Linked DNA regions of Homo sapiens: region 1 is linked to region 2. Evidence: chromatin loops called from intact Hi-C (ENCODE). Cell type or tissue: Caco-2. All regions are shown on one strand. Each heading gives the region's core, and the rest is flanking DNA. Links, peaks and the distances in the headings are about the cores only.

What was found. Hi-C counts contacts between places; a loop is a spot of excess contacts. Peaks named below come from ENCODE experiments on the same cell type or tissue, not always from the same donor. Only the 100,000 strongest peaks of a DNase experiment are listed, where the experiment ranks them.
Region 1: it touches region 2 in a loop (33-fold over the local background); 2 of 110 quality-filtered maps call a loop at or near these places.

What each region holds. Positions count from the first base shown.
Region 1 is chrX:94,654,091-94,669,679 of GRCh38, reverse strand. No RefSeq gene overlaps it. Among named protein-coding and RNA genes, the nearest start is that of MIR548M, 400 kb to the left of the region's middle. In Caco-2, for the core only: CTCF peaks have their summits at 6,631 and 6,833; no DNase peak of the experiment used is centred there.
Region 2 is chrX:93,866,972-93,882,560 of GRCh38, reverse strand. No RefSeq gene overlaps it. Among named protein-coding and RNA genes, the nearest start is that of FAM133A, 200 kb to the right of the region's middle. In Caco-2, for the core only: a CTCF peak has its summit at 7,846 (motif pointing left); no DNase peak of the experiment used is centred there.

The DNA of each region.
Region 1 (15,589 bases), core at 2,794-10,793, 790 kb before region 2:
AGGCACAGAAAGACAAATGTCCAATGTTCTCACTTGTTTGTGGGAGCCTAAAATTAAAACAATTGACCTTCTAGAGATAGTGGAAGGATGTTTGCCAGAGCCTGAAAAGAGTAGTGAGGGTGTGGGCAATTTTCAGATGGTTAATGGGTACAAAAACTGATTAGAAGAATTAATAAGACTGGTATTTGATAACACAGGAGGGTGACTATAGTCAATAATAATTTAGTTGTACATTTTAAAATAACTAAGAGAGTCTAATTGGATGGTTTGTAACACAAAGGATAAATGCTTGAGGGGATAGATACTCCATTCTCCATGATGTGATTTTTACACATTGCATGCCTGTATCAAAGCATCTCATGTACTTCATAAATATATACACATACTATGTGCCCACCAAATTTACAAATTAAAAAAATAAGTTGGATTTAATTAAAATTGAAAACTTTTTTTTGTGAATGATAATTTTGAAAAATTTAAGACAAGCGACAGACCGTGAGAAAATTTTTTCAAAAATTTATCTGATAAAGTGCTCATGTTCAACTTATACACAGAGCTCTTAAAAATTAATATGTAAAACAGCAAACCAATTGAATAGTAGGCAAAATTTATCTGAAAAGACACAACAAACAATACATACAGAAAATGATATAAGCAAATGAAAATATTCTACCATCATTTTTATTTCATTATAGTTTATTATTATTATTATTATTATTATCATTATTATTACTTTGAGATGGGGTTTTGTTCTGTGACCCAGGCTGGAAAGCAGCAATACAATCACAACCACAGCTTCAACCTCCTGGACTCGAGAAATTCTCCTACCTGCCTGAGCTTTAAAGAGGTCAAATGTAAGGAAATTTTTAGGAGTATAAAATGATTATGTGACACTATCATGGTGGATAATACTAGGCATTTGTCAAAACCCATAGAACTTTACAGCATAAAGAGTGAACTTTAATGTCTGTAAATTAGTCGGGATAGAATGAAAAACAGAATAAAGATTGTGAGAAAACAATCTAACAGTATTACAAATGCATAATACTTCCTCAGGGAAGAGGGTTCAGGGAATAGATTCTTTCCTAAGTAATTTTGAAAATGAATGCAGTGAGACTAAATTTTAAAAAGCCTGTATATAATTACTCTACTCTGATTGATAAAATTGTTTCCCATGATGGCATAGGTTAACAATTCCAATACTGGTATACATGTATACTGAAATTGAAGAATGGAAGGCAGTGGGATCTGGTTTTCTCACTGTTAGAATGGGAGACTACAAATAAGTAAGGGTAGGAGGCTGGAATAATCCATGATTAGGAGTCATTAGTATAAACCCATGTATTGTCTACTATGGATAACCAATTATACATGCACATGCACATGCACACACACACACAGTTTGTTAGTTGAGAGGGTCACAAAGCAAGGACACTACAGTTGCACTGAGCACACCTTGGTTTCTAATACCATTCTCCAATAAAAGGAACCAAGATTACTTGGAGAAATGGCTGATTTTATGACTGGGTCAGAACAAAAAGAACCTGGAGCATATTGCAGTCCCAGAAAATAATGAAGTGCTCACACACACCTACGCCCTTACCACTCCCTCTCATTCACACAATGCACACATGCAGAAACACACTAATTGATGAGGTGTAGGTGTGTCAAAGAGACACAGGCACCAACAGAAAGAGGTCCCAATGGCCAAATCTGGAACAATTTGAGCAACATAATAAAGTAGTACTAGATTATAGCGCAAAATGTCAAATAAATAACAATGAGTCAATAATGATACAAACAAATAATTAAATAACAAAATAGATTTCTGTGTGTGTGGAGATAGAATAATAAATCTGCCACGCAAAAGAATTCTAAACAGTTTGCATTTATACTGCATCCTCAAAGTATTGGGACATAACTTCCCATTTTTTTAAATATAGAATATTCATAGTGACTTCCTTTTAAAGAGTGTAGTACAGTGGGGAAATCAGACAAATACTATCTCAGTCAGGTAATCAAGGTCACAATCAGTGATAAGCAATGTGTAGAGTATGTTTCCCCTGATTTGTTGTGTTGAAAATGACAATTTGTTCTCCGTGGTATTCTCCTTTAAATCACAAATCTCAGTCTATGATAAACCACTAGACAATCTCCAACTAATCGACATTTGAATTAGTCAATGTTCTCCAGCGAGATCAAACCAATAATACAGAGATACATGTAATATAGATACATATATAAATATACATAGATATATAATTGGGAATTTATTGGAGAATTGGTTTGTATGATTATGGAGGCTAAGTCCTTGGACATTCTCTCTGCAAACTAGAGACCCTGGGATGAGGCTAGCATGGCTCAGTCCAAGTATGAAAGCCTCAGAACCAAAACAGCCAAAAGGGTAATTCTCAGTCCAAGCCTGAAGGCCTGAGAAACCGGGCGGTGCAGGCGGGGGTGCTACTGGTGTAAGTCCTAAAGTCCCAAGGTTGAGTTCTTATGTCAAAAGCAGAAGGAGGAATGTCTCACATCAAAGAGAGAAGGAGAAAATCTTTTTTCCCTACTTTTATTTTTTCTATTTGGAACCTCAGATGAGTAGATGATGCCCACTCACATTGAGGGCAAAGCGTCCCCATTCAGTCCTCTGATTAGCAGGCCAGTCGCCTCTGGAAACACCCTTAAAGACACACACAGAAGTAGTGTTTTACCAATTCTCTAGGTATTCGTTAATCCAGTCAAGATGATACCTAAAAATGACCATGAAGACATTCCACAAAATAACTGAGCAGAATTCTGCAAATCTCAGAAGGCCATCAAGATAGGGAAAGTTTGAGAAACTATCACAATCCAAATGTGTTTATGGAGACATGGTGACTAAAGGCAATGTGGTATCATAAATAGAATCCTGGAACAGAGAAAAAAAGATTAAGCAAAAACTTTAAAAAGATAAATTATGGGTTTTCATTAATAATAATATTGGTTTATTAATTGTAACAAATGGACCATATTTAAGTGAATTATTATTTATAGGAAGAAATTAGTTGTGATGTATTTAGAAACTTAGTACTATATTCAAAAATTTTCTTTCAAAATACAACATTTAGAAGCATACTATTTATTTAAAGCAAGTGAAATAAAATATATATGAGCAAACAAAAATAACAAAAAAAGCAAAATGTTTCTTTTTTAAAGAAAAGAATAGTAAATTCTCAACTAGACTGAAAAGGACAAAAGATAAAACACAAACTACCAAGATCAAAATTCAGAGGGGACATCACTGTAGATCCTAAAGACTTTAAAAGGAAAATAAGCACAATATAAAAAAAATGCTTGAATAATGTTAACAACATAGATACCATGAAAAAAAAAACTTGGTAAGATAGTATAGCAAATTCATTCAAGAATAAATTTTTAAAAACTGAAAAGCTCTGAAAATATTAATAAAATTTAATTCATAATTATAAACCTTCTCTGAAGAAATTATTGCAGTAGGTAATTTCACCAGTAAATTCTATCAAGCATTTAAGAAAGAAACACTACCATATTACTTAAACAGTTTACAACAATAGAAGAGTAAGCACATCTCTATTTATGAAGGGAAAATACTTCTGATAACAAAATTTAACAAAGATATAACAGGAAAGTAAAATTATATATTAATGTCTTTTATGTATGCAAATACATAATTCCTAAACATAATATTAACAAATTGAATCTAGCAACATTTATACAGTCAATATTGTACTAAATATTCTAGTCAGGGTAATAAGACCTGACAAATCATATAGGAATAAGGATTGGAAAGAAATAAGCAAAACTGTCTTCTTATAGGTGACAGTATTGTCTACATGGAAAATATTAAGCAGTTTTCAAAAATATTGCTAGAATTAATATTCTTTTATCAAGTTCCCAGGATGCAAGATCTATATACAAAAACCAATTGTGTTTCTAAATTTTTGCAAAACAAATTAAGAAATAATTTTAAGGGGTATTTAAACAGCGTGGAAATCAATGAAATGCAAAATATAATTTCAGTGAATGATCCATACAACTTCTATACTTATAACAACAAAAATTTGCTGAGACAAATTGAAGAACACCTAAATAAATGGAAACATATACCTTGTATACAGATTGAAATATTTAATATTGTTATGATATTAATTTTTTCAAAATAATTTCTAGATTTAATTCAGTCCTAATTAAAATTCTAGTATCTTTTTGTAGAAATTGACAAATTGTTTCTAAAATTTATAAAAAATATAGAAGACATAGAATGGCCAAAATTACTTCAAAATAGAAATAAATTGAGAACACGTACTTCCTGATTTTGAGGCTTACTATAGAGTTATAGTTTTTAAGACAGTATGGTATTGGAATAAGCATTATTAAATTTAAAAAATAAAATAAAATATAGATGTTCTCCAAATTTATATGTATAGTCAGTTTATTTTTGAATTTTTACTCTTACCTCAAACTGCAGACTAAATTAGTTAGATGTAGATTACACCACTCAAAAAATAGTTGTAACTATAAGTGTCTAAAAGAAAATATTTTAAAATTTTTATAATATTAAGGTAGGCAAATATTTTACAAAAAAAATACAAACATAGAAGACAGGTGATGAATTGTTCTTTATCAAAATTCCAACTTGCACCCTTCAATACACAGCACTAAGAATATGAAAAGAAAGTGATGTTAGCAAGATGGTTGACTGGAGTTTCCTGGAGCTTGTCTCCCAACATAAAAGAAACAAAATAACAAGTAAACCGTTATATTTTGATGGGACTGACAGAGAGTATGCTGAAGAGCAGCAGAAGTGTGGTGAAATCCTTGTGGAGCATAAATTAGATATAATAGCCCATTGATTAAATGGTGCTATGTAAATCTTTCAATCCACTACTGTGAAAGTTTAAAGTTGAAATGATAAAAACAGTAATAAAACAGCAACTATAATTAGTTGCTAAGAAATACACAATAGATAAAGAAGCAAATTAAAGCAACAAAAATATAAATTGTGGAGAAAGAGAAAATGTCTAGAATATTTTTATATGCCCAAAGTTACTATCAGCTTAAAATAGTCTATTACAACTAAAAGACTCTTTATTCCAGCCCCATGGTAACCACATAGAAAAAATTACATCAGATACATGACTAAAAAAGAGAAAAGAGTCAAAGCTTAGAACCACAGAAAACCACCAAATCAAAGAGGTAAATAACAAGAAAGGAAAAAAAAGCTAAGATTCTACAACACAACCAGAAAAATGATGAAAAAAATGACAAGAGTAAGTCCCTATGTATCAATAATAGCCTTGAATATCAATGAATTAAATTATCCAATTAAAAGATATAGAGTAGATGAATAGACAAGAAGGACAAAACCTAATTTTATGCTGCCTACAAGAGATGTGCCTCACCATTAAAGACAAATGTAGACTGAATGTGAACGGATGGAAAAAGATATTCCATGCAAATGGAAACCAAAAGCAAGCAGAAATAGTCATATTCTTATCAGATGTAATTGACTTTCAGTGCAAAACTGAAAAGAAGTATGTCATTGTTTAATGGTAAAGGGAACCATTCAATGAGAGAATATAACAATTGCAAATATGCATATGTACAATATCGGAGTGGCCAGATATATAAATCAAATATTATTAGACCTAAAGAAAGAGACTGACATGCAATACCACCTTACTCCTGCAAGAATAGCCATAATCTGTTGCATATATATACAATGGAATACTACTCAGACATAAAAAAGAATGAAATAATGGCATTCACAGCAACCTGGATGAGATTGGAGACTACTATTTTCAGTGAAGTAACTCAGGAATGGAAAACCAAACATCGCATGTTCTCACTCATATGTGGGAGTTAAGCCATGAGGATGCAAAGACATAAGAATAATACAATGGACTTTGGGGACCTCGGGGCGGGGGAAGTGTAGGAGGGGGTGGAGGGATAAAAAACTACAAATAGGGTGTGGTGTACACTGCTCACCTGTGTACACCTGTACACAGGTGATGGGTGCACCAAAATCTCACAAATCACCACTAAAGAACTTATTCATGTAACCAAACACTACCTGTATTCCAATAACCTATGGGAAAATGAAAAAAAAAAATTAGAAGAAATTGCCAACTCTAATTAATGCAGAAATTAAAACAGAAAATCACAAAATAAACATAAACTGAAAGTCATAATGCTATAATCCTATATATACATACATACATACGTGTATACATATACATATTATATTAGAGCAAAAATAAAATATTATAGCTTAAAAAACAAAAAAGTGATTTTTGATCCTACATATTATAAAATTTTAAATTAGCACTTAAACTTTTAAAAATATATTTTATTGTATTATTAATGCAGGTATCATTGATGATTGTGAGAATATTTATTTATTTGTTTTTCATTATTTTGTGATTGAGTTTAAGGTATAATTTATTACTTTCCCTTTTATTAAAAACACATCACAAGCAAAGTTTTTATTAATCTTGCTCATTTTGGAGGTACAGTCTACTTGTTACAATGTGAGTATGTAACAGAGTTCCCCATTTAAATTTTGTTTTGTTTTGTTTTGTTTTTCCTTTGGCTTTGATCTTAATAATGTAATAACCTCTGCTCTCTTTTTACCACAAAACACTCCCTTGCACAACATTTTCCCATATCTAATCATGTGGTTACTTGGAAGTTCCAGGGTCTAAATCTTGAAACAATTCAGGCAGCTACAGAATGTACACTCACCTGAAGATTACTTTAAGACAGTAGTTAATTTACAACCCAGCTGTACCTCAGATGGCATGAGCCAAACACCAGAGGGGGCAATAATCCAAGATATTCACTAGAATAAGTCAGATGCACCAGTGTCTCCTTGCTACTTTTGTCTATACCTCATACCAAATTTTTCTTATTAATCCCCTGCACTCAGCCCAGAATAAAAAATTGTTTCTTTAAGGCATAAGCTTGGCCATTTCCCCACTTTTGGCTTTTGGATTAAAGTCACTTTCCTTTCACAGCATCTCATCCTTGTTCATTCAGCATGACAAGTGACAAGCAGCTGAGCTTTCATTCAGTTACAAGTAGCTTCCAATAGAAATATATTTAAGAGATAATGGCAAAAAAGACTAATATACTTGATCATGAGCCAGGTCTAAAAATGTGTTTATAATGGTATATAGAACATTACCCTTTATTGCTTTAAGTATCATTAAAAAATGTCAATAAATCTTCCAACTGCTTAATTCAAATTTAACTTTCAGTAAAAAATGCTGTTTTGATCCTATTCCTGTAGTCACTGCTACCTACATCACTTTCTGTAGTCATTTCTACCTATGAAAAGTGATATGAGATTTGTTCAGCTGATAAATAGGCTTCTAAAGAGGTCACAACTTACAAGTTACTAGAATCATTTATCCTGTTTAGAAGTCACTTTCTTAAAGTTAGACTAATGAAGAACTTCATATTGGTTTTACCAATTTGATTCTCAACATATCCTTAGTTTTAAGTTGGAACACATTATTTTTTCAATTACTAATACAATATATTATTTTAGACCTGAGTTACATTTGTCTTTTTAAGAATACAATTGTCTTTCAAAAGTATTATTCATATTGACTATTAAAAGACATCATATTTCACGGTTTATATGAAGTTAGACATGACAGCATAATTGGTCTATCCTGACAAGTTATGCACAGATAAATTTCAAATTAAACAGTGGCACAACAATTCTTGAGACCAATATTTGATGGCAATTTTTTTTGTAGGATTCCACAGATTTCAGACCATTATTATATTGCTCTTGTTTCCTCTTCTAACAGTATTTGACATCATTTTCCATTTAATTACTGAATGAATTTTTTTTCTCTTTTGTTTTCCTGGGTTTTCTGAAACCAGAAAATTGGTAGATCTTTACAGTGGATTAATTTATATTGAAGGCCTACCATGTTCCAGGCACTGATCTAGGATACAAGCTTGACAGTTCCTGTTCATGTTGGCAGAGTAGCTCTTCAAACTTAAGATGAGGTAGTTGGCCGTATAGTGCCAAAACTAGAAAAGTAACTTTCATCTTATTAAAGTTTTAGTGTGGAATTTTATAGTATATCTTTAGCTTGGTTCAGAAGCAAGAATATTTATATACAGAAGGAAGAGAAAATAATTTAATTTCTCTAAGGGAACATTTCTGGAACTTGCCTGGCAAAATCTTTAAATAATTTTAATATTAGCAGAAATCTAAGTGTTTGCAGATTTCTGTGTAGTTAATATCTTAATATTATCTGTATTGGACTCTTTCACTTTTTCTTCTGTCATTGTCAATTTATAACATAGTAATTATAGTTTTTATGATATAAAGTATTTAAAATGTATTGCCTATAATTTATAAAGTAAATGAGATATTTGAAGACCTCGCCAGTTAAAACACACACTCAGATTTATGGGGAAGAGAGTATGAATATTTTAATTTAAGATGTGGAATAACTTTAGAGTTACAAATTCACTCAAATTCCTGCTCATATTTAAAAACATTCAATGAAGTATCATTTTTAGGAGCATGGAGACCACTGTTAAAGAGTAACCAGAACTAGGTAGTAAAGTATTAAAAGCAGATTTTATTCAGGAAGTATTGTAGTAGGTGGAAAGTGTCCTCAATTCCAAATTCAATAAGAAAAATGGATAAAAATAGCCAAAAATGGTTAAAAAATTACTAAGAGAGAACATCAGGGGCAAGGGGAAATCCTGGTTTACCTGACATCACAGGATTCTTGCTAAAGGTAGAACAGGGTTACCAGGTATCACCTGGGAGAAAATGAGGATAAATAATTTGATTATATATCAATGAGATCAGGAATTCTCTCTTAAAATAATTGGGAGGCTATTAGGCTGAGAGGGCTCCAGTGCCTTGAGTTTCCATGTAAGCAAACTGAAACCTAACAATATAAACAATAAAACAAAACTTAAGCTTAACCAATCAGCAACCACCAACTAACCTGTAACTAGAGATTTTGCCAATTAGAAATTGACAACAAACCTCTCACTAGGGACTTTACACTGTAATCAATTGAATATATTTTATTTGTCTCACTTTCACAAACACCTTATAAACATCTTCCTCTTGCGTCTTTTTGGTGGAGCCCTGAACCACTTGCAATCTAGCACTGCCTGATTCATGAATAATTGTTTTGTCAAATAAACTCTTTAAAATTTTAATGTGCCTGAGTTTATCTTTTAACATCACTAAACTGAGTTACCAGGATACTTCCTAAAACTGAGTTACAGAGGTCTGGCAAGGATGGGACAAAGAAAAGATTGATTCAGAAGAGCCTGATTAAAGATTAGTCAGTGAAATAATCTTTGTCACCACATTCATTTGAATTCCAGTTCTTGCTCTCTCACAATTAGTTGGGGGAATCTTGATAAATGCACTGAACCTTTATCTGATCATAAGAGAGTATGAGAATAAATGTGATACAGTGATTACAATCTCACTGTTCGTGAGAATTTGTTCCAAACTAAGATTTTGATAAATGATGAGCTACTACTATTATTATCATTACCTTTGGAAATTATATATCATCACAATTTATTCAAGGGTCATGGGAAGCATAATAGGATAGCAATAAAGAGTTCAGGATCTAGAGTCAAATATCCTCAGGTAAACCTCACCTATAGAACCTCTTAGTTTTGTAATCTTAGTAAGTAAACTGACCACTATGAGTGTTATTTTCCTGAGCCACAAAAAGAAAAAAAAAAAAAAACATTTTAATTTATAGGGCCATTGTAAGAACCAAGTGAGACTGTATTTGTCTGTTCTCATGCTGCTATGAATAAATAAATTAAACTGAGTAATATATAAAGAAAAGAGGTTTAATTGATTCACATTTCTGCAAGGCTGGAGAGGCCTCAGGAAACTTACAATAATGGCAGAGGACACCTTTTCACAGGGCAGTGTGAGAGAGAATGAGTGCTGTGCGAAGGAGGAAGCCCCTTATAAAACCATCAGATTTCATGAGAACTCAGTCATGAGAATAGCATGGGGGAAACTGCCCCCCATAATTCAATTATCTCCACCTGGTCCCACCCTTGACATGTGGAGATTATTACAATTCAAGGTGAGATTTGGGTAGAGATAAAGCCAAACCGTATTATTCCACTACTGGCCTGTCCAAAATCTCATGTCCTCATATTTTAAAACACAATTGTACCTTTTCAACAGTCCTCCAAAGTTTCATCTGAGACAAGGCAAGTCCCTTCTGCCTATCAGCCTGTAAAATCAAAACCAATTTAGTTATTCCCTACATACAATTAGGGTACAGGCATTGGGTAAATATACCAATTCCAAATAGGAGAAATTGGCCAAAACAAAGAGGCTACAGGCCCCTTGCAAGTACAAAATCAAATAGGGCCGTCATTATACTTTAAAGTACCAAAATGATCTCCTTCAACACCATGTCTCACATCCAGGTTATTTTGATGCAAAAGGTGGGCTCTCATGGCCTCAGGCAGCTCTGCCCCTGTGACTTTGCAGGGTATAGCCTGCCTCCCGATTGCTTTCATGGGCTGACGTTGAGTGTCTGCAGCTTTTCTAGGTGAATGGTGCAAGCTGTTTGTTGATCTACCATTCTGGGGTCTGGAGGACAGTGGCCCTCTTCTCACAGCTCCACTTGGCAGTGCCTTAGTGGGGACTTTGTGTGGGGGCTCCCACCCCACATTTTCCTTCCACACTGCCCTAGCAGAGATTCTCAATGAGGGCTCCTCCCCTGCAACAAACTTCTGCCTAGACACTCAGGCCTTTTCATACATCCTCTGAAATCTAGGTGAAGGTTCCTAAACCTCAATTCTTGACTTCAGTGCATCCACAGGCTCAACACCATGTGGAGGCCACCAAGGCTTGGGGCCTGCACCCTTTGAAGCAATGGCCAAGCTTTACCTTTGCCCCTTTTAGCCTCAGCTGAAGTCGAAGCAGCTGGGATGCAGGGTACCATGTTCCAAGGCTGCATAGAGCAGGGGGCCCCTGGGCCCTGTCCACAAAACCATTTTTCCCTCTTAGGCCTCTAGGTCTGTCATGGGAGGGGTTGCTCTGAAGGTCTCTGACATGCCATAGAGACGTTTTTCCCATTGTACTGGTTATTAGTATTTGGCTCCTCATTACTTATGTAAACTTCTGTCGTGGGCTTGAATTACCCACCAGAAAATAGGTTTTTATTTTCTATTGCATCATTGAGCAGTAAATTTTCCAAACTTTCATGCTCTGCTTCCTCTTGAATGCTTTGCCTCTTAGAAATTTCTTCCACCAGATACCCTAAATCATCTCTCTCAAGTTCAAAGTTCCACAGATCTCTAGGGCAGGAACAAAATGCTTCCAGTCTCTTTGCTAAAGCACAACAATAGTCACTTTTGCTCCAGTTCCCAAAAAGCTCCTCATCTCCATCTGAGACCACCTCAGCTTAGACTCCATTGTCAACATCACTATCAGCATTTTGGTCAAAACTATTCAATAGGCCTCTAGGAAGTTCCAAACTTTCCCACATCTTCCTGTCTTCTTCTGAGCCCTGCACATTGGTCGAACCTCTGCCTGTTACCAATTCCAAAGTCACTTTCATATTTTTGGGTATTATTAGAGCAGCACCCGACTCTCTGCATTGGCAATTTACTGTATTAATCCATTTTCATGCTATAAAGAAATACCCTAGACTGGGTAACTTATAAAGAAAGAGGTTTAATTGACTTACAGTTCGACATGGCTGGGAAGGCCTCAGGAAACTTACAATCATGATGGAAGGCACCTCTTCACAGGGTGGCAAGAGAGAGAATGAGTGCCAAGCAAAGGGGGGAACCCCTTGTAAAACTATCACATCTCATGGTAACTCAATCACTATCACGAGAGCAGCATGGGGGAAACTACCCCCATGATTCAGTTATTTCCACCTGGTCCTGCCCTTGACATGTGGGGATTATAACATTTCAAGGTGCAATTTGAGGGTGGACACAGAGCCAAACCTTATCAGAGACCATCTTAATAAAGTACATAACAAATTATATGGCTCATGGCTGGACATGGTGGCTCACTTCTAATTCTGGCACTTTGGGAGGCTGAGTGGGAGGATTAATTGTGTCTAGAAGTTCAAGACCAGCCTAGGCAATATAGTAAGACCCTGTCTCTACAAAAAATAGCTGGCCTTGGTAGCATAGGCCTGTAGTCCCAGCTACTTAGGAGACTGAGGTAGGAGAAATACTTGAGCCCAGAGATTGAGGCTGCAGTGAGCCATAATCATGACACTGCACTCCAGCCTGGGTGACAAAGTGAGACCCTGTCTCAAAACCGTATATATGGCTCATGATATAAATTCAATAAAATTATTATTAGTAGTAGTAGAAGAAGACACAATTACGCCAGTATAATGCTATTCTACTTTTCTCTAGGCCTACTTTTCTCTAGGGCTGTCTTGGTGGAACAAGAATCTCCCAGTGTAGCAGAAAAGAAAATTGAAAGTATTTTCTTTCAAATAGTAGACCCTCTATCAATGTTAATTTGTTTGTTTTTCTCACAAACAGCATGCCTTCTGCCTTCTGTCATGAAGATCTTGTTGCAAATCTGCCCTGTGAGGCCACATTATTTAGACATGATTATACTTTTGCTCATCACTTCTGACTTCTCAGAAAAAAAGGCAGCATGAGAATTTATGTTGCTCCTCTTTCTTTCCATCTGTTTATCTTGCTTTATTAGTAGCAGTCTTCAATTCACTCATGAGATTATAAATTCAACTATGAACATGGCTTTCTATTTTTATTCAATCATAAGCATTGAAGAAAGGAAATATTTAAACACACTCACTGGAGAAGCTATTTGATGCATGCACTCTTTTCCCAAAAATGTCATTTTAAATGTGTTTACTACAAGGTTTCCTATTATTATAAGTAAACAATCTCACAGTCTTGAATACTTGTATTTGAATATTTCAGAGAGTTAGAATTTATGATTTTAAGTAGCATTGAAATTATATATATAAAACCAGAAAGCTTTTGTTATTAATTTTTCTCTGATGAGATTTGTGTTAGGTTACTACAATGCTAGGACTTTTGAGAAAAAGGTAAATACTCCTGCTTCATTTGGGGGCGCTGAAATTATTTACCATAAATTGGCCAAATTTTTATATGGGAAAAAGCATAAATATAGACTAGTTCCTTGTAAATATAAACTGTATTTGTTTTCTTATTTGCATTTATAATATGCATAGAGTATATTTCTGAAGTGAGAAAAAGGAAAATTTTAGAATTATCCTAATTTTTAACAGTTAATTTTATGAATTATACAAAGATGAATTTGATGATTGTTTTCCCTTAAAATATTTTCATTTCTTATTTTTCTTTTCAAACTCAGTGAAACAGAAAAGCCTACTACAAAATTTGACACAATGTTTTTCTAAACTGTTTAGAATATATTCCCTCATATTTCCCAACAGAAATCAGAAAACATTTTAAAGTATTGTTAAAATTCTTGTTTCTGAAAACTCAGTCGTTTTTATATTGTAAGAGTAAACTGAAATACATTCAAGAGGTGAATGAAGGAGCACACAAAATTTTACTCAAAAATATGTCTCCCTAGTATAAAGAATATTTTGAATTAAAAAACCTTAGAAATCAACATGCCTTGGAAGAGACTGTGTCCCTATCTATATAAAGATTAGACTGACCCACTGAAAAAATAAACATTTTTTTCTCCTCCCTGTTGTCTCATTATCTATTGCAGGAAAGAAGACCAAGAATGTAATCAGACCTGGCCCAAACTTTTTACAAAGTCATATGTCTTTCAGATTTATTCAGTTTCCAAAGAGAACTATTTTGTAGGTCAACTTATATTCATTGCATCTATTCATTCTTTCAGTATCTATTCATTCTTTCTAGTAACAATTTATTGCCCCTCAACATAATTACCTATATTTTCCAACTTTTCTTCCCCTCTGAAACAACAGTGAATTCCTATGTTAGCAACAGCTAATTTCTATGGGTCTGCAGCAACCTCAATTCTTGCCTCCTCAGAAGAAAGAATTTAATTAGGGGCATGAGGCAGAGTGAGAGACTGAGGCAAGATTTTAGAGCAGGGGTAAAAGTTTGTTCTAAAAGTTTAGAGCAGGAAGAAAAGGAAGTAAAGTACACTTGGAAGAAGAACAAGTGGGTGACTTGAGAGATAAAGTACACAGTTTGACACTTGACTTGGGGTCTTATATGTTGACATTCTTCTTGTGCAGTGGCCTGCCAACACTTGGGAGGAACTGCATGTGCAGTGTGTTTACTGGAGTTGTATGCATGGTCACCTGAGACATTTTTCCTTTATCAGTTGAGTGTTCCTATAAGGTCAGATACCTGTTAAACTCTGGAATTTAGCCTCTTAGTTTGCATGCTTGAGCCCACTCACCCAACTCCTGAAAGCTTCTCAGGAAGCTGATCGTTAGTTTCAGGTTTTTCTATCTATCAGGAGACTGCCTTTCCCTGGTGCTGGCTATGACTAGTTATTATTTTAGAGAGACAGCTTAACAACTGCCAGATCATCACCAGATGGTCACCTGACTTTCCTAGTTGTGGAGGAGGTTCATCTTCTGCCCTGCTCATGTCTGACCAGCTACCTAGTATAACATTTTTCCCCTCAAGAGTTCAAGGCCCAAATTCTTTGGGAAAAATGGATGAAGTTCAGTGTTTTGTAACTTCTTCCTGCTGACCAGAGGAGCTCTGGTAGTGATTCTGTGAGTTTTGAACTCTTGCTAGCTCTCAGGGCAGGGTGGTTCCCTGAGTTGGTGAAAGCAGTATCCAGCTAGGTACAAGGGTAATAGGGGCAGGATCTCACTTTTGTCATGTCCCATTGATGGGCAGTCTAGGACTATTCTGTAGTAGGATGGTTCTTGAATATTCATAGGATAGTATTTCTCATTGAGGATTATCTGAAGCTTGATGGTCCATCCCTGTGGTTTCTTTTAAGTTGATGTCAGGAATTATTGGTTGATTTACAGAAACAAGCAGCGTTAGTCTAAATTGTAGAAAAACTCAGAAGCAACTGATGAGACCAGAATCCAATAACAGGTGTACCATAATTATTAAAACATAATTTTTCTCTCTTCTGTCCTCATTTTTAATAAAAACGAATTATGGTAAGACTGATTTGTTTGCAAAATAAGCTTTAGTCTTATTATACTTAGCCTTATTGTTTGCATAAGGCACAGCGAAAATAATTATTTTTCATATAGGCTTCTTTTTAAATTGGCTTTGATGAAACTTTGTTTCACAAGGATCTAGTTAAGAGACTTTTTTAAAATCCTTGAATCCAGCCATGGATTTGTGCCACTGAAAATCTGTGTAAGTTGGGTAAATTCCTCTCCTCTTGAGGTTCCACGATAATGAGGCTGCTGGGCCTGTCAGAAAGTGACATTCTTTTCTTAACACAGGTCAGGAACCATGTAAAGGGCCTATGTAAACAAGATATGAAGCCAGTTTTCCTAAGGGGCTTTTATTGGCCCTATAAATAAACATTGATTCCTTAAATGGAAGCACATCATTCCTATTAAAGCCTTGATAAAATAAACAG
Region 2 (15,589 bases), core at 4,582-12,581:
GACCTACTTTACAGCAGTGGAAATGGAAGGAAAAATGTTCATTTATGTTGTAATATGTGGACAGATTACCATCCAGGAAGGTTGAATCAATATATAATTAAATAAATAGTATGAATGCTCATTTACATATATCCTCACCAAAAAAAAATATTAAACTTTATTTAGAGTGATTAAATGGTAGCTTATAATTAGTTTTGATTTTATTTTATTTATTAATAATTGATGACAAGTACATTTTAAAATATTTATTTTCTGTTGGTATTTTTGCAATTGCCTGAGCACCCCCTTACCTCATTGTTTCTCTGTTGGATTATTCAAATTGTGATTTTTGATTTACAAGAGCTCTTTAAGGAAAATTTATTCTAACCAACAAATATTTTTCAGTGTGTCATTTGACACTCAAATGGTATTTTCCAGTTAAATAAGTTTTTAGTTTGTATTTATTAATTTTATAGTATTTTATTTTATGGCATCTAAACCTTACAGCATCTTTCCTTAAACCAAGTGGAAAAAAAAAAAAAGGAATGCCTCTTTCTAGTACTTTTTGTTTACTTGTTTTGTTGTAATAGGTTTATTGAGGCATAAATTACCTACAATAAACTGCACACTTTTATTTTTATTTTTCACGCTCCCTGCCAGGAGACAAAACTGCATGCTTTTAAATGTACAATTTCGATAAGTTTTGAAATATGTATACACCTGTGGAATACTCTCCACAATCAAAATAGTGAACATAATCAACACTCACAAAATTTTCCAGGTGCCTCATTGTATTCTCCCTTCCTGCCCCTCTATTTTCTATTCTCAAGCAACTACTGACCTTTCTGTCACTAAAGATCAGTTTGAATTTTCTTTTTTTTGTAAATATAAATATGTAATATATAAGTAATATGTAATATGTAATTTTTATGTAATAATATGTAAATATTTTTATGTAAATAGTATTTTTGCCTGAATACTTTAACTAAGCACAATTATTTTGAGATTCATTTATGTTGTGAGTATCAATCATTTATTTATTTGTATTGCTGACTTGTATTTCATTGTATGGATATAAAACATTTATTCAATCACATGTTGATACACATTTGGGTTGTTTCCAGTTTTTGGTTATAGATATATGCTGTCATTTCTTTTGGGTAAATATCTAAAAGTGGAATGTCAGAATAATAATGCAGATGTATGCTTAATATGTAAGAAACTACCAAAATCTTTCCAAAGTGTTTGTATCATTTTATAGCCAAACTAGCAGTATGTGAGAGTTCCAGTTCCTCCATAATCTAGTGTGGTCAGTCTTTTTAATTGTAGCCTGATGTGTAATATCACGTTGTGGATTTAATTTGCACTTTCCTAAAAAATAATATTGAGCTGCTTTTCATGTGCATATTACCATCTGTATTTTTTTAATAAAATGTGTTCAAACTTTTTGCCCATTTTAAAAAACTTGGTAGTTTTCTCAAGTTTTGAGAGTCCTTTTTATCTTCTAGATACAAATCTTTTATCTCTCAGACTACAATATTTCTTTTCATTTTCTTAATGAATAAAAAGCAGTTTTCTAAACTTCTAAAAGCAGGAGTTTTTAATTTTGATGAAGACCAATATATCATTATTTTCTATTATGGGTTGTGTATTTGGTGTTATATTTAAAAATTCTTGCCTAACCCAATGTTGCAAGAATTTTCTCCAACGTTTTCATCTAGAGGTTTTGTAGTTATAGAATTTTGATTTCAGCCTATAATCCATAATCCATTTTGAGTTAATTTTGTTTATAGTAGGAGGTATGAATTGGAGGTTTGATTTGTTTGTTTTACATTTTCTAAATGGATCTCAATGTGTTACAGTACCATGTCTTAAAAAAGTTGTCCTTTTCCTACTTAAATTCACTTTGTAAGTGGTTTAAATCTACCTTCTTGCTATTAATTTTCCATTTGTTCTAGCTTTTCTTTTGCTCCTTGTATCTTATTTTTCTGCCTCCTTTTAGATTAACTGAGTAATTTTTAAGATTCCACTTTATATCCCTTGTTAGCTTATTAATATAACTCTTTGCTTTGTTAGTTTAAGGGTTGCTGTAGGTTTTATGGTATATTATTTTCACTTGTCACATTTAAGAGATATTATACCACTTCATGTTTACTCAAGGTATCTTACAACAATAAATTTCCATCTCTTTCCTCTTAAGCTCCTTGCAATTGGCATACACTTTAAGTATAACCCCACAGTATATTGTTGTTATTTTTGCATTAACAATCAATTACCTTTTATAAAAAAAACAAATAATTCGACAAATATTGTCTTGTTTTTTACCCATAGAGTTACCATTTCTGCTGCCCTTTATTCCTTTGTGTAGATCCAGATGTATGTCTGGTATCATTATCCTTTGGCCTGAAGAACTTCATTTAACACATCTTGAAGTGCATGTGTGGTGGGATTAGTTATTTCAGCTGTCGTATATCTGAAAAACTGTTATTTCACCTTTGCTTTTGAAAGAAATTTCATTTGGCTCAGAAGCATAGATTGAAAATTTTATTTCAGTACTTTAAAGATGTTCCTCCACTCTCTGCTTGCTTATACTGTTTCTGATGGAAATTGGAATCTCTTACCCCAGGCAGCTCTTAAGATTTTCTCACCACTGCTTTTAAGCAATTTGATTTTGGTGTATCTCAGTGTAGTATTTTTCATGTTTCTTGTGTTTCTTTTTTTCTTCAACTTTTATTTTAGGTTCTGGGGTACATGCGCAGGACGACCAGGTTTGTTACATAGGTAAACCTGTGCCATGGTGGTTTGCTGCACCTAACAACCCATCACCTAAGTATTAAGCTCGGTATCCATTAGCTATTCTTACTGACACTCTCCCTCGTCCAGCAGCACCCAACAGGCTGCAGTGTGTGTTGCTCCCCGCCATGTGTCCATGTCTTCCTATCATTCAACTCACATGCATAAGAGAGAATATGCAATGTTTGGTTTTCTGTTTCTGCATTAGTTTGCTGAAGATAATGGCTTACAGCTCCATCCATGTCTCTGCAAAGGACGTGATCTCATTCTTTCCTTGGCTGCATAGCATTCCTTGGTGTATAAGTACCACATTTTCTTTATACAGTCTATCATTGATGGGCATTTGGGTTGATTCCATGTCTTTGCTATTGTAAAAAGTGCTGCAATGAACATATATGTGCATGTATCTTTATAATAGAATGATTTATATTTTCTTGGGTATATACCCAGTAATGGGATTGCTAGGTCAAATGGTATTTCTGCTTCTAGATCTTTGAGAAATCATCACATTGTCATCCACAATGGTTGAACTAATTTACACTACCACCAAGAGTGTAAAAATGTTCCTTTTTCTATGCAACCCCGCCAGCATCTGTTGTTTCTTGACTTTTTAATAATTGTCATTCCAACTGGCATGAGTTGGTATCTCATTGTGGTTTTGATTTGCATTTCTCTAACGATAGGTGATGTTGAGATTTTTTTCATATGTTTGTTGGCCACATAAATGGCTTCTTTTGAGAAGTGCCTGTTCATGTCCTTGCTCATTTTTTAATGGGGATGTATTTTTTTTCATGGAAATTTGTTTAAGTTACTTGTAGACTCTGAATATAAGCCCTTTGCCCAATGGAGAGACTGCAAATTTTTTCTACCGTTCTGTAGGTTGTCTGTTCATTCTGATGATAGTTTCTTTGCTGTGCAGAAGCTCTTTAGTTTAATTAGATCCAATGTGTCAATTTTTGCTTTTGTTGCAATTACTTTTGACATCTTCATCATGAAATCTTTGTTGGTGCCTATGTCCTGCATGGTATTGCCTAGAATTTCTTCTAGGAGTTTTATAGTTTTGGGTTATACATTTAAGTCTTTAATCCATCTTGAGATAATTTTTGTATAAAGTGTAAGGAAAAGGTCTAGTTTCAATTTTTGGCATATGGCTAGCCAGTTCTCTGAGCACCATTATTAGATAGGGAATCGCTTCCCCATTGCTTGTTTCTGTCAGGTTTGTCAAAGATCAGATTGTTGTAGGTGTGTGGTCTTATTTCTGAGTTCTCTATTCTGTTCCATTGGCTTATGTGTCTGTTTTTGTACTAGGACCATGCTGTTTTGGTTACTGTAGCCTGGTAGTACAGTTTAAAGTCAGGTAGCATAATGCCTCCAGCTTTGTTCTTTTTGCTTAGAATTGTTTTGGCTATTTAGGCTCTATTTTTTTTCTTTGGTTCCATATAAATTTTAAAATAGTTTTTTTCTCATTCTGTGAAGAATGTTAATGGTAGTTTAATGGGAATAAAATTGAATCTATAAATTGCTTTGTGCACTATGGCCATTTTTATGATATTGATTCTTCCTATCTATGAGCATGGTATGTTTTTCCATTTATTCATGTCCTCTCTGATTTCCTAACAATGGTTTGCAGTTCTCCTTGAAGAGGTCCTTTGCTTCCCTTGTTAGCTGTATTCCTGGGTATTTTATTCTCTTTGTAGCAATTGTGGATGAAAATTCATTCATGATTTGGCTCTCTGCTTGCCTGTTGTTGGTGTATAGAAATGCTAGCAATTTTTGCACATTGATTTTGTATCCTGAGACTTTGCTGAAGTTGATTATCAGCTTTAGAAACTTTTAGCCTGAGACAATGGAGTTTTCTAGACATAGGATTATGTCACCTGCAAACGAAGATAATTTGACTTCCTCACTTCTTATTTGAATACCCTTTGTTTTTTTTCTCTTGCCTGATTGCCTTGGCCAGAAATTCCAATAATTTGTTGGATAAAAGTAGTGAGAGAGGGCACCCTTTTCCTGTGCCTTTTTTCAAGGGGAATGCTTCCAACTTTTGCCCATTCAGTAGGATATTGGCTGTGGGTTTCTCATATATGGCTCTCATTATTTTGAGATAAGTTCCTTCAATACCTAGTTTTTGAGAGTTTTAAACATGAAGATCATTAAATTTTATCAAAGGCCTTTTCTGTGTTTATTGAGATAATCATGTGGATTTTGTCCTTAGATCTGTTTATGTGACAAATGAGATTTATTGATTTGTGTATGTAGAACCAACCTTGCATCCCGAGGATGAAGAAAATTTGATCATGGTAGATAAGCTTTTTGAAGTGCTGCTGCATTTGGTTTGAAACTATTTTATTGAGGATTTTTGCATTGATATTCATCAGGCATATTGGTCTAAAGTTTTCTTTTTTGTTTTATCTTTGTCAGGTTTTCGTATAGGATGATTCTGACCTCATAAAATGACTTAGGGAGGAGTTCCTCCTTTTCAATTGTTTGGAATACTTTCAGTAGAAATGGTACCAGCTCTTCTTTGTGCCTTTCAAAGAATTCAACTGTGAATTTGCCTGGTCCTGAGCTTTTTTTGGTTAGTAGATTGTTTATTACTGCCTCAATTTCAGAACTTGTTATTGTTATTCAGGGATTCAATTTCATCCTAGTTCTGTCTTCAGAGGGTGTATGTGTCCAGGAATGTATCCGTTTCTTCTTAGATTTTCTAGTTTCTTTGCATAGATGTGTTTATAGTATTCTCTGATGGTTGGTCGTATTCCTGTGGCCTCAGTGGTAATATCCCTCTTATCACTTCTGATTGTATCTATTTGATTCCTCTCTCTTTTCTTTATTAGTCTAGCTAGGGGTCTATCTATTTTATTAATTTTTTCTGGAAAATCAGCTCCCAGATTTGTTGATTTTTTGAAGGGTTTTTACTGTCTCCATTACCTTCAGTTATACTTTGATTTTGGTTATGTCCTTTCTTCTACTTGCATTGGCATTTGTTTACTTTTGTTTCTCTAGTTCTTTTAGTTGTGATGTTAGGTTGTCAACTTGAGATCTTTCTAGCTTTTTGATGTGGGCATTTAGTGCTATGAATTTTCCTCTTAACACTGCTTTAGCTGCATTCCAGAGATTCTGGTGCATTGTCTATTTGTTCTCATTACCTTTAAATAACGTCTTGATTTCTGCCTTAATTTCTTTATTTACCCAGTAGTCATTCAGGAGCAGGTTGTTCAATTGCCATGTAGTTGTGTGGTTTTGAGTGTGTTTCTTCATCGTGAGTTCTAATTTGATTGTGCTGTGGTCTGAGACACTGTTATGATTTCTGTTCTTTTGCCTTTGCTGAGGAGTGTTTTACTCCCAATTATATGATCAATTTTAGAGTAAGTGTCATGTGGCAATGAGAAGAATGTATATTCTGTTGGTTTTGAGTAGAGAGTTCTGTAGATACCTATCAGGTCCAGCTGATCCAGAGCTGAGCTCAGATCCTGGATATCTTTGTTAATTTTCTATCTTGCTGCTCTGTCTAATATTGTCAGTGGGGTATTAAAATCTCCCAAAGGAGATTAGATAGCTTTCTTAGGTAGATAACAAGGGAAGGGTCCTGGAGAGCCCATGGCCCATTGGTCAGTGTCTCATTCCCACATAACATAAAAAGCAGCCCGGGAAAAAAATTCAAGCTGCAAGCACAGATAAGGAAACTAGCACAGGGTATTGTGCCTGGCTGCATGCCCATGGCTGCAGATAGAAAAAACCTTTAGCCCATGTGGATAAAAACTTGTACAAACCTCCAGAGCTCACTCAGACAAGGGAACAAGGCCTGGTATGGAAATGCCTTTGTCCTTTGCATAGTCAGTGGAGTCCCAGGAAAAGTTTCTTCTCCTTTTGTGGGCATGGGCACAGTGGGCTCCAGTGGGTTCCGGTGGGCACTCTACTTTCCTTTGTTAGGACTATAAGTCTGGCTTCTATGATTCATCACTTCAGCTCCTGATTGTTCCTGGACCAAGGTCCCAGGCCAAGCTGAGTCATGTATTTGCCAAGGCAGCCCGCAGACTAAGCATATCTTTTTCTCTTCCCAATTCATAAAATCCCTTGACCCCAGCCTCATAGTGGGTACTCCCATTTGAGACCCCCTCGCTGCTGACAGAGAGCTTTTTTCTTTCACTTATTAAACTTTCACTCTAACCTCACCTTTGTGTCCACTCTCCTTAATCGTCTTGGAGGTAGGACCAAGAACTCCAGGCATTATCTCAGACAACGAAAGACTTACATCTTAGTGTATTGACTGGGAAGAAGATAATTCATTAAAAGGATGAATAAGAGTGGACCTTTAATGTTAACTCTTTACTTTCATTTCTGAGACTTCTTGTCTATTCCAATCTAGTTTCCTTCCATGGAGGGCCTAAGTCGTCACGTGGGATTGGAAGAAGGTCCTAGGGCGACTGAAGATTTCTGGCTGGGGCTACACCCCAGTATTATCTGAAGGTCTGTAGACTAACTCCAGTCCTTGACAGCCTGTCAGGGTGTCGGCACAAGGATTTCCAGTCTTTTCCTATCGAATTTTCCTTCTTTCCTCTCACGGCTATCGAGTCTCCTATCCCATCGTATACAATGTTGCAGGTGTTTTTGCAACCTAGAAATATAGTCTTGCTGGGTAGAGTCAGTTGGTTTCTTAGTAATAAGGAATGTAATTCGAAGAGTTATTGTTTTTCTGATTTCCTAGAAACAGGGGGAATTCAAGATTTTCGTTTAAGTATTTACCTAGTAAGGTCCCTTTTATCCCTCAATGATGGACATTTATAGCATCGTATGGGAGGATACTTCACCCCGAGTGACTATCCCCCGCTCCATTTGGATTGTTTCTCTCTTCGTATAAGAGTTCATCATTTTCCAATAAATTTAAACAGTTCCTTTATGAGATAAGTTAATTTTCTTATGCTGGGGGGCATGCTATAGGGACAGCCTATCAAACCCCAAAACTCTCTAATTTTTGCCTGAAAAGAATTTGAAGTGTTTACCTAACATTTCTAACCCTACAGTGCCACCTAGTGGAATGGGATTTTTTTCTCCGTAGGGAGCCGTGTCCGTTCTCTCTCCCAGACTTCCAGTCTCCCAATTCTTTTCCATTTTTGGTCTTCTATCAGTGATCAGACCCCATGTCCTCTTTGTAGACAGAAAAACTCCACTTTCAACAGTCAGGAGGAAGACATTTTGATAAGACAGATTTTAGCTTCAATACTGTCCCCATCAAAGGAGAGGCAGCCATTCAATTTTTACACTCTTTGAGGCAGCTGTTTTGCATTCAATTACATTGGAATTTAAACAGAAAATGAATTTTACATTTAGAATTTATTCAGTCCCATTCTATGGGATTTTGATTTTTTGCTGGAGCCATAGCAAGGGAAGCCAGAAATGGTGTTAGGACACTCCCTCCATTTAAAACTCTTGCCCAGGTCCAACTACTACATAATCTCTCCCAAGCCTCTGGGGTACCGTGGGAGCCTTCTGGGCTAGGTGGATCTAGGAATCCAGCAGGACAGAATGGTAAGGTTTTGAACAGGTTTTGAAATCCTACTGACTAGCTTTTCTGGGACCATGGATAAAAGGTCACACTTGTATCCATAGGGAGGCACTTATGATGGTTGCTGAGACCCAGAGGAGAGGGGGAAGGAGGAGAAGGGGGACACACTTTCTCTCTTTCTCTCCACCCTGGGTCACACAAATGGGAGGAAGAGGAATAAGGGACACCTTGTCTCCCTTTCTCCTTCTAGATGAGTAACAAACCATCTGCAGTTAGTACTCCCCTTGAGTGCATTTTGAATCACTGGAACGCCTTTGACCCTGAGACTTCTGGCTTATATTCTATTGCACAGGGGCATGGCCTTGTTCCCATCTTGGGGATGAACAAACCTGGCTTTCTGAGGGAAGTCTTGATTTCTATACTATTCAACAACTAGATATTTTCTGTAAGTGGGAGGGCAAGTGCTCCAAGGTTTCCTATGTACAGGCTTTTTTTGCTTTTTGGGAAAACTCGAATCTTTGTAAGTATTGTACAGTTGACCCTGCCCTTTTAGCAGCCATGTCAAGCAAGCCTACAAAGGATGATTACCCAAAGTCAGAGAGACAAACCATTGGGGAACCCTAAAATGCAACTTCTGGGTTCCCTACCTGACCCACTTCTTAGGGGCTCCCAATAGCCAAATCATTAGCTCCTCTGGTTGTGCCACTCAAGAAATTGCCAACTTTGCTGTTGCCCCCCCAAGAAATGCCTGATGGGCATGGTGTCACTAGGATTCAAGTTCCCTTCTCATTTCAGGACCTTAGGGGGACCTAGGCAAGTTCTCTGATGACTCTGATAAACATAAAGAGGCTTTTCAAAATTTAACGCAAGCGTTTAATCTAACATGGAGAGATGCTATGCTACTTTTAAGCCAAACCCTAACTGTTGCAGAAAAGCAGGCAGCCTTACAGGCAGCAGAAACATTAGGTGATAAACAGCATATCTCCTATAGCCAGTCTAAAAGTCTTAAAGGAAGAAGTCTAAAATAAAAGAAGGTGAAAAAGAGACAGGATCCCCATTCCCAACAGAAAGAGAAACAGTGCCCCTTGAAAACCCTAATTGGAGCCCTAGTAATCACATAGATAAGTGGAAAAGAAACACTTTCTGATCTGCATTTTAAAAGGCTCGCAAAGAACCAGAACCAAACCTCTTAATTACGCTAAACTGTTCTTGTTGAACCAGAAACCAGAAGAAGATTCCCCTGCCTTTTTGGAAAGGCAGAGAAGAGCTTCAGTGAAACACACTCCTGTCTCCCAATTCAATAAAAAAGAAAAAAAAAAAGGTTCATTACTCAGGAAGCCCCCGATATCAAAAAGAAGTTGCTGAAACAGGTTCTGTGTAAAGACATTTCAAGTTTTCTCACCCTCAAGTTGAAACTTTGCAATATCTAAATAATACTGTTCTCCGTACCCCAACTGAGGTGGTCTCAAGAAGGTACTAAGGCTCTCAATTTCTTAGCTGAAAGGGAATATAGGGTCTCAACATCTAAAGCTCAGTTTTGTCAAACTTCAGTAAAGCACCTAGGTCTAGTCTGGTCAGAAGGAATCAAAACACCAGATGAGGAAATAATTAAGTCCATTTTAACAGTTAAGGGGATTCTTGGGCATTACTGAATTTTGAAGACTGTGGGTACCTGGGTACAGTGAAATAGCTCATTCTTTACAACACCTCACAAAAGAAGCTTAAGCATCTAGAACTCATTCCCTAACTTGGGAACCTAAAACATAAAAGCCTTAAACCAGCTAAAGCAAGCCCTACTTAAAGCATCCGCCCTCAGTCTTCTCATAGGGAAGGTATTTAATCTATATGTATCAGAAAGGAAGGAAATAGTCCTGGGAGTTTTGGCTGAGGCTTGAGGTCCAGCTCAACAGCCAGTGGGTTAACCATGGGTAAGAACTTCACTGTTTGCACCCCACAGAGTATAGCAGAGCTGCTGTCCTTTAAGGGAAGTCTCTGGCTAATAAACAATTGCCTCGTCAAATATCAAGCTTTGCTGCTAGAGGGATCTGCAGTCCAGTAAAAGAAAAAACCTGCCCTTGCCTGAACCCAGCCACTTTCCCAGAGTCAACTAGAGAACCTGAACATGATTGCGAACAGATAGTGGTGTAAATCGGTAAAAGAAATGATAAGAATCAGTGTTTACCTTCTCTAGAGTTTTAATTAATGAAAAAGAATTTTTTCAAAGTGTGCTCAGCTTAATTAAGAGTGGATATCCAAGCTATGAATATATTCAAAAGTCCTGTATGTTTTTCTCTTCAAAATCTTGTTTCTCTGGAAAAGGATTTTTTCTAAGTCAACTAAATTACTTTTCTCCACTCTGTCTTGCCCCTCTCAGTGCGTGCATAAAAGGCCCCAGAATAACTTCTGGTGGCCTGGGACTCCTTGGGAAAACATAAAAGGGAGATATATAGAAGTATCCATGCCCCTAACTATGCTGGAAAGAGTCAAACTTTATCTGCACCTAGCACATAATTAAAACAACTTACCAGGTTTTACAATCAAGTGAAGAATTGCTAAGAATTACCATTATAATATGTAATTAAAACTACTGGAAGTAAATTTACCCCCAAGGTATGCAAAACAGTAAAACGTGTTCATAGTAAAAGTTTATAAAAAGGCATGGAAATATACATTTTGCCTACAGATGAAGAATTGTCCTTTTTTTTTTTTTTTTTTTTGAGCCAGAGTTTTGCTCTTGCTGCCCAGGTGGGAGTGCAATGGCACGATCTCCGCTCACTGCAACCTCCGCCTCCCAGGTTCAAGTGATTCTCCTGCCTCAGCTTCCCAAGTAGCTGGGACTACAGGCACGCACCACCACGCCCGGCTAATTTTGTATTTTTAGTAGAGACAGGGTTTCTCCATGTTGGTCAGGCGGGTCTCAAACTCCCGACCTCAGGTGATCCGCCTGCCTCGGCCTCCCAAAGTGCTGGGATTACAGGTGTGAGCCACCACACTTGGCCAAGAATTGTCTTAAGTTAGATAAAATAAAGAAGGTTTAAGCAAATTGTGAAAAAAAAATTGTAAAAATTAATCTTGCAAAACAAGTTCTGTGTGTGAATGTATTGACTAAATTCAAGAGGGTTATAAAAGGTTTGTGAAAAATCTTACCTCGTGATCAAACTGGTTAAGATTCAATAGAATTGTATATAAAGTTTCATTAAAATTGAGGTTAACATTAATAGTAAACTAATGCAAGGGTGAAATTTAGCTTTCTCTCTCTTGAGCAGGATTTTCATGTAATAATAAGGGCTAATGAAGGTTTTTGCTTTTTCAAATTCTTAAGTCATCATTTTGGCAAAAGAAGTGACTTATGGTAATCTAAAATTCTATTTAATGATATCAAGTGTTTTAAACCTCCAACATATTCTCCCAAAATCAAATTTCAGTTTCAAGTTTGTCTTACCTTATGCCTAGCTTTTGTGTGCTGCAGAGGGTCCCTGGAACATCCGGAAGAGAAGTAAACAAGATTATTTAATATGTTTAGGTGCATGGGATTGCCAAGGTTATGTCTAATATTCTTCAGGTTATATTTTGGTCACTAATATTAACCTGTGCTCCAAAACCATATGGGATGTCTAAGGCTCTAATGTCTAAATATGTGCTATCAATCACAATTAAGGTTGTTATGTTGGGTTACTGTAAACCACAAAAATAACCAAATTTCTTTGTCAATTGTGTTTCTGACTATATCCAAATTGGGCATTTTGTCATTTAGAGACAATCATTGTCTTGTTTTAATTCTCTTCAAAAGATGGTTTATAATCTAACTGTGGGATTTTAACAGGTTCTCTCAAATGCAGGTTTCTCATAACAGAAAAATGTACAGAACTCATGAAAAGCTAAAATGTTTATGAATATCAAGCAAAACAAATGTTCATGAAATGGACTAAACTAATAAAAGACAGAAGCAAGTTTTTGACTTTTGCTTGGAACACTGCTGATCCTTATTTTATTTTTCAGAGTCAAGGAGACTCTTAAAAGATTTTAACGACTAGGCAAGTTATACTCCTGTGATCAAGATTTGGAACATGTTTGTTTTCCTCTGCCTAGTTCTTCTATAATTTGGAAACCAGTTATGAGTACTCTTGAATTAAACAATATAGTTGTTTGCATCAGTGCAACAAGAATCCATTTTCTTTTGCAACAAAACACAATTGGAAAAACTGGTTGTTTTTCCAAGGCTTTGACTAGAAAGGTGTATTTCCCTTTAAGCAATTAACCTCGACTTGCAGAGCCAGTAGAACCCCCTTGAGAAAACTGGCCTCATACCTGTCTATACAGTTCTATCATAAGTTGTTTTTTTTTTTTTTTTTTTTTTTTTTTTTTTTTTTTGAGACACAGTCTCGCTGTTGCCCAGGCTAGAGTGCAGTGGCGAGATCTCGGCTCACTGCAAGCTCCGCCTCCCATGTTCACACCGTTCTCCTGCCTCAGCCTCCTGAGTAGCTGGGACTACAGGCACCTGCCACCATGCCTGGCTAATTTTTTTGTATTTTCAGTAGAGACGGGGTTTCACCATTTTAGCCAGGATGGTCTCGATCTCCTGACCTCGTGATTCACCCGCCTTGGCCTCCCAAAGTGCTAGGACTACAGGCATGAGCCACTGCGTCCGGCCAATAAGTTGTTTTTAACAAAAATGAGGACTGGAGAGAGAGAAAATTGTGTTTTAAAACTTATACATCTATCATTAACTTCCAGTGTCATCAGTTATTTTTAACTTTTTGCTTACATTTTAAAATAACCATGCTTCTTCCTGTGAGCCAACCAGCAATCTCCAGCTATGGCTCAGAGGAGACAGAAAGAGATGTGTAATGTAAAAATCTGGATCAATATTCTAGTCTAAGCAATTATCCTGCAGATCCTGCTGGGTAATAGGAATAAATCGAGTGCCCATAACCCAAAAGTCTCTTTGGAAGGATAAAATTAAGAAATCTGACCAAAGCTAAGTCCCATGCACCCAGATCTTAGCAAGCATAACTGTAGCCACTAGTTATCGAAATGTATCAGCAGCTTCAAGATTTTTAAGCTGTCCTTACCCCCCTTGTCTTATTTTAATACATGTCCTCTAATAACCCAAATTGTTTCTTTTCACATAGAGGCTATCAAGCTCCAAATGGTGATGCAAATGGAACCATGCGTGAATGCACCTTTCTTCTGAGGACCCTTAAACCAACCTCAAAAACAATCCTAGCTGCTGTTCCCTACACAACTCCCCTTTCCAGCAGGAAGTAGCCAGAAAGATCAATGCCGAATCTCCCTAATAGAAGTTAAGGTCTCCACTCCTGAGTGGGGGGGAAATGAAAGGAGTTAGGTAGCTTGCCTTAGGTGGATAACAAGGGAAGAGTCCCAAAGAGCCCCGAGCCCATGGGTCAGTGCCTCTTCCCCACATAACATAAAAAGCAGTCTGGGAAAAAAAATTCAAGCTGCAGGCACAGATAAGGGAACTAGAACAGGATGTTGTGCCTGGAGACATGCCCACAGCTGCACAGATACAAAAAACCTTGGGCCATTCTGGCCCATTTGGATAAAAACTTGCACAAACCTCCAGCTCACTCAGATAAGGGAACAAGGCCTGGCATAGAAAATGCCTTTATCCTTTGTATAGTCAGTGGCCTCCCGAAAAAAGTTTTTTCTCCTTTTGTGGGCATGGGCACGGTGGGCTCCAGTGGGTTCCGATGGGCACTTTCCTTTCCTTTCTTAGGACTATAAGTCCGGCTTCTATGAATCATCACTTCAGCGCCTGATTGGTCTTGGGCCAAACTTTCACTTCAGCTTCTAATAGGTCCTGGGCCAAGCTGAGCAGCCTCTGTGATTTATCATTTCAGCTCCTGATTGGTCCCTGATCGTGGTCCTGGACCAAGCTGAGTTACACGTTCACCAAGACAACCTGCAGACTGAGCACATTTTCCTTTTCCCAGTCCAGTCCGGACCACTTGGACTCTCCAGAGCCAGCATGATGGAAAGACTAAGTTGGCTGAACCACAGAAATGGCGGCCACCTCTCCCCTCCAGGGGCTCCATCCAGGGGAGAGATCAGAGTTCTGTTGTATAACTCTAGCTGGTGTTGCTGAAATTCCCACAGGGAGGTCTCGCCCAATGAGAAGGAATGAATCAGGGTCCCACTTAAAGAAGCAGCCTGGCCATGATCTGGTTGCATTGTGGGGAACTCCTCCCAGTCTGGACCACCTGGACTCCCCAGAGCTGGCGGACTAGAACGGCCGACTCAAACCACAGAGATGGTGGCCACCCCTCCTTCTGGGAACTTGGTCCATCTCAGGCAGTCTCCAGCTGCTGTCACTGGCTGGCTGGAATTCCAAGCCAGTGAGTCTTAACTTTGCTAGATGCTATGAGAATGGCACCCATAGAATGACACCACTAGGCTCCTGAGATTTAGCCCCCTTCCTAGGGGAATGCACAGATGGATCTGCCACCTTGACAGAATTCTTAGGGCCAAAGTATGCAAACCAATTCCCGGATCTCTGTGGGTGCCCAAGTGGCTGCTCTGCTGAGACTGCACAGCTCTGTCTTCGGATCCAAGACCCTGATGGTGTGGGCTCACGAGGGGATCTCCTTACCTGCATGTTGCAAAGATCCGTGTGCTAAGTGTGGTTTCCCAGGTGGGGTCACACAATTACTCACCACCTCCTTTCGCTGGGGATGGGAGCTCCCCTGGCTCTGTGCCACTCCCAGGTGGGCCATCGCCCCGCTCAGCTTTTCCTCATTCTCCATGGGTCAAGCTGTCCAATTAATCAGTCCCAATGCAAGAGCCTGGATACTTCAGTTGAAGGTGCAGAATTCACTTGCTGTTTTCTTTCCTCTTCGTGAGAGCCATGGACTGTAGCTGCTTCTAATCTAGCCATCTTGGCCAGAGTTGTTATTTTTGTTTAGAGTTTGTTGAGATTCTTTGATCTCTGAGAGTAGAATTTGCATAAAATTTGCAGCATTTTAACCATTAATTCACCAAGCAATTTTTCTGCCCTACTTCTTTTATGGACTCCATTTGCACATTTATTCGGCTGCTTAAAACTATGTCACAGCTCATTGATATTGTGTTAATTTTTCCATCTTTTAATCTCTTTTATTTTTAATGGTTTCTATTGCTATGTCTTCAGGTTAACTGATATTTTCTTCCAAATATTAATATACATTCAACCCCATGCAGCACATTTTAATCATTTCAGACATTGTAGTTTTTATCATTAGCAGGTCAAATAGGGCCCTTTTAAAACATGTTTCTTCTATTTCTCTACTTAACATATGCAGCCTTTCCTATAAC